Linked DNA regions of Homo sapiens: region 2 is linked to region 1. Evidence: chromatin contacts called from ENCODE Hi-C or POLR2A ChIA-PET data. All regions are on one chromosome and are shown on one strand. Each heading gives the region's core, a stretch centred on a gene start or an enhancer-like site at or near the end of the contact. The rest is flanking DNA. Distances are from core to core; before and after follow the strand shown.

Evidence for each region. Hi-C counts contacts between places; a loop is a spot of excess contacts on that map. ChIA-PET counts read pairs that join two places held with the same protein, here RNA polymerase II (POLR2A). Pooled maps may share reads with other maps.
Region 2: a loop to region 1 is called in a pooled map, with 2.1 times the contacts of the local background. The contact joins two enhancer-like sites. A Hi-C loop is called at or near these places in 1 of 50 pooled maps. POLR2A ChIA-PET finds 5 or more read pairs at or near these places in 2 of 52 experiments (PC-9 and naive thymus-derived CD8-positive, alpha-beta T cell).

Annotation. Positions count from the first base shown.
Region 1 is chr9:129,256,825-129,260,102 of GRCh38, forward strand. IER5L-AS1 (IER5L antisense RNA 1) reads left to right here. Exons shown (of 7, transcript NR_187590.1): 3 at 74-108; 4 at 947-978; 5 at 1,505-1,560; 6 at 1,970-2,058; 7 at 2,177-3,278. Among named protein-coding and RNA genes, the nearest start is that of IER5L-AS1, 22 kb to the left of the region's middle. RefSeq lists a silencer at 1,600-1,649 and an enhancer at 1,783-2,321. Within about 2 kb of position 1,692, at least 4 of the 41 ENCODE cell types and tissues checked have a DNase peak (open chromatin) inside an H3K27ac peak, as active enhancers do.
Region 2 is chr9:129,567,712-129,570,989 of GRCh38, forward strand. No RefSeq gene overlaps it. Among named protein-coding and RNA genes, the nearest start is that of C9orf50, 52 kb to the right of the region's middle. RefSeq lists enhancers at 2,103-2,966, 2,967-3,278, 2,979-3,273. Within about 2 kb of position 1,704, at least 29 of the 41 ENCODE cell types and tissues checked have a DNase peak (open chromatin) inside an H3K27ac peak, as active enhancers do.

The DNA of each region.
Region 1 (3,278 bases), core at 442-2,941:
TGCCCAGCCTCAGCCTTCCTTTTCTTTCTTAGTGCAATGTGCAGAGTATGATGAAATGCATTTCTGATTCTAGATTGTCCAGTGCCTTCAGATTGGAACAGGTAGAAGGTGAGTGAAACTGGATTGAATATAAGCCCAATCCCGGGAATCACTTTGAAAAACAGGGGTGTGTATTTTAGTTTAAGTCCCCAGGAGCCTATTTTGTGGCCATTTTCGAAAATCAAGATCCTTAGTGTGACCCTATCTAACTGGCCTTCCATAGACGCCTCCCTTGCCGGCTTCTGGACCACACAGACATTGTCCTTGCACGCATGCCCAAGCTCCTTCTGGCCTCCAGGCTCAGAGCACCCACACGCTGTTCCCTTTGCCTGAAATTCTTTTCCTCCACTCCTCACCAGGCTAACTCTGGCTCAGTCCTCAGGTCCCTCTTAAAGGTCACCTCCTCAGGGAGGCCTGCCCTGCCTGCCCCTCCCCCAGCTCCTTTTTATTTCCTACGTGCTCATGGCTCATGAGTTTTCCTTTCAGGGCATTTATGGATATTTGTGGCTGCGTGTTTGTTTGCCTGTTTATTTCTTTAACGTCTGTCTCCCCAGCCAGACGGTGACCTCTTTCAGGACAGGAATGTTTTGTTCACAGTTGTAGCCTGGGTATCTAGCACAGTGCCTGGCACACAGCAGACTTACAGAAAACTGTTGAATGAATGAATGAATGAGTGAATGAATGAAGGAGTGCATTTCCCACTTCTTCCTAAAAGTGAAACAGATTTCAGCTCATTGAAACTCCTGGCTAGGGGGTATTTGTTGGTCTCAGGCCCTGCTCTGGGCCCTGGGGAAGCCAGGTAAGAGGGACGCGGTCCCTCGGTGCAGCCATCTGTTTCTGCCTCCATTGAACTCTCTCAGGCTTACTTAGAAACAGAGGTTTTTGAGAATCCATTTTCTCATTTCAGATTCTCCTCCACGTGGAGTGGGAAGTCGGCAGGTATCATCTCCACTGCTTCACAAGATGCTTTTTCCCAGAGAGGCAAAAACGCCCGTGAGGGTGACCCGGCTGGGAGGCAAACCCTGTCCTGCCCCCAGCTCTTGGCACTGTAACTTTCTTTCTGCCCCTGCACCCAGAAATGCTCATCTGTGTCTACCTCCGGGAACTCAGCAGCCTGGATGCTGCATGAGACCCTGAGGGACTGCAGTACCATCTTCCCAGTTTGTCGACAGGCACGTTGAGGCAGGTACTGGGATCAGGCTTGGGCAAATGAGCCTCTGAGAGGGTGGATCCTTCACTTACGAATGAGGTCCTTCTTTCCATAGGAGCAGGAAAAAGGCCGTTTGTCGTAAGGGTCACTGCTGTTACTGGTCACCTCTGGGTGCGAGTCCTGGGCTAATCGCATATCTTGCGGGACCCTGACAACTCCCCCATTTATCAGATGAGGCAAAGCAAGGCTCAGTCACTTGCACAACGCATATCGCTAGTAAGCGTTGCTGGTGGGATCACACTCAGCACTTCATAGGCAAAGAAAATCCCAGGAGTGCCGAGGAAACGCTGTCAAGATGTCAAAAATACGCGGTAAGACGTCAGCCCGGTGAGCATCCTCCGCACTGCGGACCGCCCGGGGTCGGGGTCACCCGGGCCCCGCCCCGAGCTTGCTGTCGTATCGGCCCCGCCCCACCCACGCCCTCCCGGCCCCTCCTGCTCCGGGCGCGCTCGGCTCCGCCCCCACGGGCAACACGGCCTCCCATTGGCCGCGGTTTCCATGGTTACGCGGGCCGGCGGAGCTGCGGGCTCCCAGACACGTGTCCCCGGGAGCCGCCCAGAATTTGACAGGGGACCATGTGCGCGGCAGCGCGGGAGCGAGACAAAGGACCGGGGGAGGCGGGGAACGAAGCCGGGCGGAGGGGTCCGCGTGGCCCGGGCGGGGATGGGCCCCGCGCTTCTCCTGCGAGCAGGGCACCCCCTCTTCCTTTTTATTTTGAAGGAAAGGGAAAAAAGGAATTGCTACGGAAAGAGAGGTGGGAGAGGAACCCAGTCAATTTCACCTGCTCCCCTTCCTCCAGGAAGAATCGGGTACGCGGGCATCTGAGAACCCGCAGGGTTTCTGCTTATGCCTCCCGGCCCTGAGTTTCTAACCCCACATTGACCTCAGACCTTGAGGTTTAAATTCTGTTTCTCTGTCTTGTTCTAGAACCGAAAGCTTAATAAGTGTGGTTGTTTTGATATTCGAATCATGAGACCCAAGGCATCGTAGGGGACCTCGCCTGCATCCATTCGCCTATCCATCCTACAGCAGCGACTGCACCCCTGATTGTGATGACGAATGCACCCCCATCCTTGGGCTCCGTGCCCACTGCTGGGCTGGGCTGCTCCCTCAGGTGCGGCAGCCAGAGGAGGTGTGGACTCCCATCCCACGCGTTTATCCTCCTGCAGCCTCTCGAGCTTGGTGGCATAGCCGTCCTTCCAGTCCCCAAGCCAGATGTCCTTGATGCCCCTTCTCCCAGCCCCATCCCCATCGCCAGTTGTATCAGTTTTCTATTGCTACTGTAACAACTCACTACAAATTGAGTGGCTTAAAACAACACACATCTACTCTCTTACAGTTCTATAGGTCAGAAATCTGACATGGTCTCAGAGGGCTAAATTCAAGGTGTCTGCAGGACAGTGTTCCTGCTGGAGGCTCTTGAGGGAGAATCGGTTTCCTTGCCTTTTCCAAGTATAGAGGCCGCCCACATTGGCCCCCTTCCGTCTTCAAAGCCAGCAATAGCTCCGAGTCTTTCCTCCCTAGCATCGCTGTGACGCTGACTCTCCTGCCTCCCTCTTCCACATTTAAGAACCTTGTGATTACATTGGTCCTCCCAGATAATCCAGAATAATCTCCCCATCGCAAAATCAGCTGATTAGCAACCTCAATTCCACCTGCAACCTTAATTCTCCCCTGTCATGAAATATAAGAAGGAGATCCATATGTTCCGGGGATTGGGATGCAGACATTTTGGAGGCATTGTTCTGCCGACCACGCCATCCTGACAGTTTTACCTCTGGAATCTCTGCAGTCCACCTCCGCCTCGCCATTCCTGCACCACTCCCTTTCTGGTTACCCGCTATTTTCCCAAGATGCCTTCAGTAGCACCTATCCACTGTTGTCATCTCTCTAACCTCCCTCTGTCCACAGTCCCCTGGGCCCCCACTCCAAGACAAAGATGCAGATGTCGCTACTTCCATGGCACTGTCATCTGCAAGGGAGCATCCTAACTCTCCTTGGGCACACACAGGCCCTCAACCTGCCCTAC
Region 2 (3,278 bases), core at 454-2,953, 310 kb after region 1:
GGTGGAGGTTGCAGTGAGCTGAGATCATGCCACTGCACTTCAGCCTGGGTGACAGAGTGACTCTTTCTCAAAAAAAAAAAAAAAAAAAAAATGTTCTGAGACTCTGAGATGCATGAGGCTGTGGCTGGCAGGCAGAGGGGAGCCCGAAGGAGCCTTGAGGGACATAGGACCAAATACCATCTTTGTAGGAGGCCTGGGGAGGGGCAGGGCCTTGCTCAAGGTCACACCACCTAGTGGAGCCTCAGGATTGGAACTCACATCCCCTGCTCTCCAGCCTGGCGCCTCCCTTCCAAATGCAGCCTAGTGCTGGGAAAGGAGAGGGTGGCAGGCTGGCTCTGGGCAAAGACACTCCCCTTCTCCTCTTTGCTTCCCTCTCCTTCCTCTGTCCCTCCCCACTCTTCCTCTCCAACCAGGAGGCTGCCGAGCCAATGGCTCAGCGAGGGCTGGGGAGCCCTGACCTCCACCCACGCTCTACGATCTGTCAGCACCACTCTGCTAAGACCTCCCAAACTTCCGCACCCCCGCAGGCTGACAGGGCTGCAGGTGCCAGCGCTGACCTCCCGCTGCTCCTGTTCCTCTCCTTCCGCAGGCACCCCTCGCCCCCCACCGCCACCTCCAGCCGGGTTCTGGGGTCCTCCTGGGCCACCTGCTTACTGTGTGTCCCTGGACACGGCGTCTCCCCTCGCTGAGTTAGTTTCCTCATTTGTAAAACGGGGATATGGCCCGTCTCCTAGAGTGACCGGGAAGATCGGTGGTATCAACGCAAACTACAGCCCGGCAGCTTCCAGGCGAACTCACTTCTCAGGACGCCTCTCCTGCTGTCCTCTCAAAGCGGGGGACGAAGCCACCACCACCCAGTTTACAGATGGGGAAACTGAGGCTCAGGGAGATCTGGAAACCTTCCCGGGCAGCTGGGCTCCGAACCCAGGGCTGCGAGCACAAGGGCTGGCTCCCGCCCCCGGCCCTGGTCCCTCCTTCCCCGGGGCATGGCCCGGCCGTGCCAGGCGCTCGGTGACAGCCCCCGCGGGGGAGGCCGGGCTGGGAAAGGAGAGGGCAGCGGGCGGGGGCGCCTGGCCGCGCGGGGTCGGCCGCGGGTCGATACGGCGGCAGGATGAATGGGAGAGGGGAGCGCGGGCGGGAGGAGGAGGGAGGAGGAGGGGGAGGAGGGAGAGGCCGGAGCAGGGGGAGGGCCCGCCCCCGCCGCCCCCCAGGCCCCCGCCCCGCCCAGCGGGCTTGGCCGGGTCTGCAGCCCTCAGCGCCAAGCGCGGCCCCGCGGCCCCACCGAGGGATCGATAACTAATTTCACCGCGGCAGCCGCCCCAGTTTTTTCCCGATAATTGCGCGCCGGCAGCTGCGAGCAAGGCCCCCAGCCCGGCGCGCAGCCCCGCCCGCGCGCGATCAATTGACACCGCCACCGGGCGGCAGGAAAACTCATTTTTCTCTCCCTCCCCGGCTCCGGGTGGGCGCGGGCTGAGCTCTGCCAAGGGCCGGGGGCTACGCGGGGCCGGGGCCGGGGCCGGGGCCGGGGCCAGGCCAGGGAGGGAGGGCAGGGCCCGAGGAGGGGGCGGGGGCGCGGGCGCGGGTGTGGGAAGGAGGCTTGCAAGGAATCCGAGGAGGCGGGGTGCCTCAGTTTCTTCACTCTACCACAGGGGCGTGGCCGAAGGCGTCAGGGACGTGGGGTGCGGGCGGGGCTGTCCCAGCCCCTCTCAGCTGTTGGCGGACTGGCTGGCTGGTGGGAGGAAGGGCTAAGTCAAGCGCCACGGCCTGAATGCGTGGGTTCGACTCTGGACTCCCACCAGGGACCACTGTGTGAGGTTGCATCCGTTCCTCTGGACTCCCACCAGGGACCACTGTGTGAGGTTGCATCCGTTCCTTCCCTTCGTCTCTTCCTCTCTGAGCCTCAGTTTCCCCATCTTCTGAAAGGGGCCTGGCATATCCTGGGCAGGCAGATGGTGCATCAGAGGCAGTGATGCCCACAAGGAAGTGCTCCCCACAGGTGGCTTGGAGGAAATCCTCCTTCCTCAGCACTCATGGAGGCCCCCTGTGGGCCAGGCACTGTTATAGGCCTTCCGGGTGAGGACCAAGCAGTGACCACAGCTGACAAAACCCCTACCGTTGTGGAAGGAACATTCTACTGAGGCCATGGACGTACAATACCCAAGTAAGCAGTGAGAAGATGCCACTTGCCATGGAGAAAAATGAAGCAAGGTCAGCAGGACAGGGTGTGGGGTGCAAAGGCAATGCAGCCCCCAGGACCCATGGTGGGCCTCACCCTAGGCCCTCCTTGCAAAGCTCAGAGCTGCTCACTCCCAAACTGCCGGTTGTTCAAGGTCATGGGAAACCTGCAGACTTGGCATTTTCCAATGAGGATGGCCAGGAGGAGAGAGACCAAGAGGAAGGAGAAGCCAGGAGGTGGGGTGGGACAGTCTCCCTCTGGAAGAGTCCATAAGAGGGCCAGAGAGAGAGAGAGGGGTGGGGACTGGAGGGCACCAGGGCAAAGGGGGTACAGTCAGAGCTCCAATGGACACAGTGTCCTGGGGGGTCAGGTCAAGAGAGACTTGGGTTTGCTGGCCTGGTCCCAGCTGGGCCAGTGAGGCCCAGGGAAGGGCAGGGGCTCGCCCAGCCACAGTACTTATGGGGGACAGAGATGGGCTCCTAAATCCTGCCACCAGGCACAGAGAAGGGCAAGAGGGGCCAGAGAGGAAAGGAGGAAAGAGACTCATGGAGCGGGGGTGCCATTCTCTGTTTAGAGGGGTCAGGAGCCCCAATTTGCTTCCCAGAGGCCAGCTAAAGCTTCCTGGGAGCACCATGGGTGGTGCTGGGACTTCTACAGGACTCAGCATGACTCAAAGGGCCCTGGGGAATGTGTTCTGTTCCCCAGTCCCCCACCCCCCAGCTACCAGAATGACAGAGGCTCCCCGATGGAGGTGGGTAAGCCGGGCAGGGGTGGCGGCCTAAGGCTGCTGGGGAAGTGGGGTGTTCCAGGACTGAGCAGACCTCCTCCCCCGCCTCGGTTTCTTCATCTTAAAAATGGAGCTGGTGTTGAGGTGCTGAGGTTCTGTCAATCTTTCTTCCCTCCAAATTCCTGGCACGCCCAACCCCACGTCTGGGTTGAGAGTAGTGACTCAGCAGAAAATGAAGGCTACTGCTAGCAACCAAATGAGGTTAGCAGGGGGACTGGCAGGACGCCGTGGGCTGGGATTCGAAACAGCACATAGCTGGGTCTCACCCGCCTGAGGCCCCATCTATCCAACCACCTAACATTTACTCATCATTCA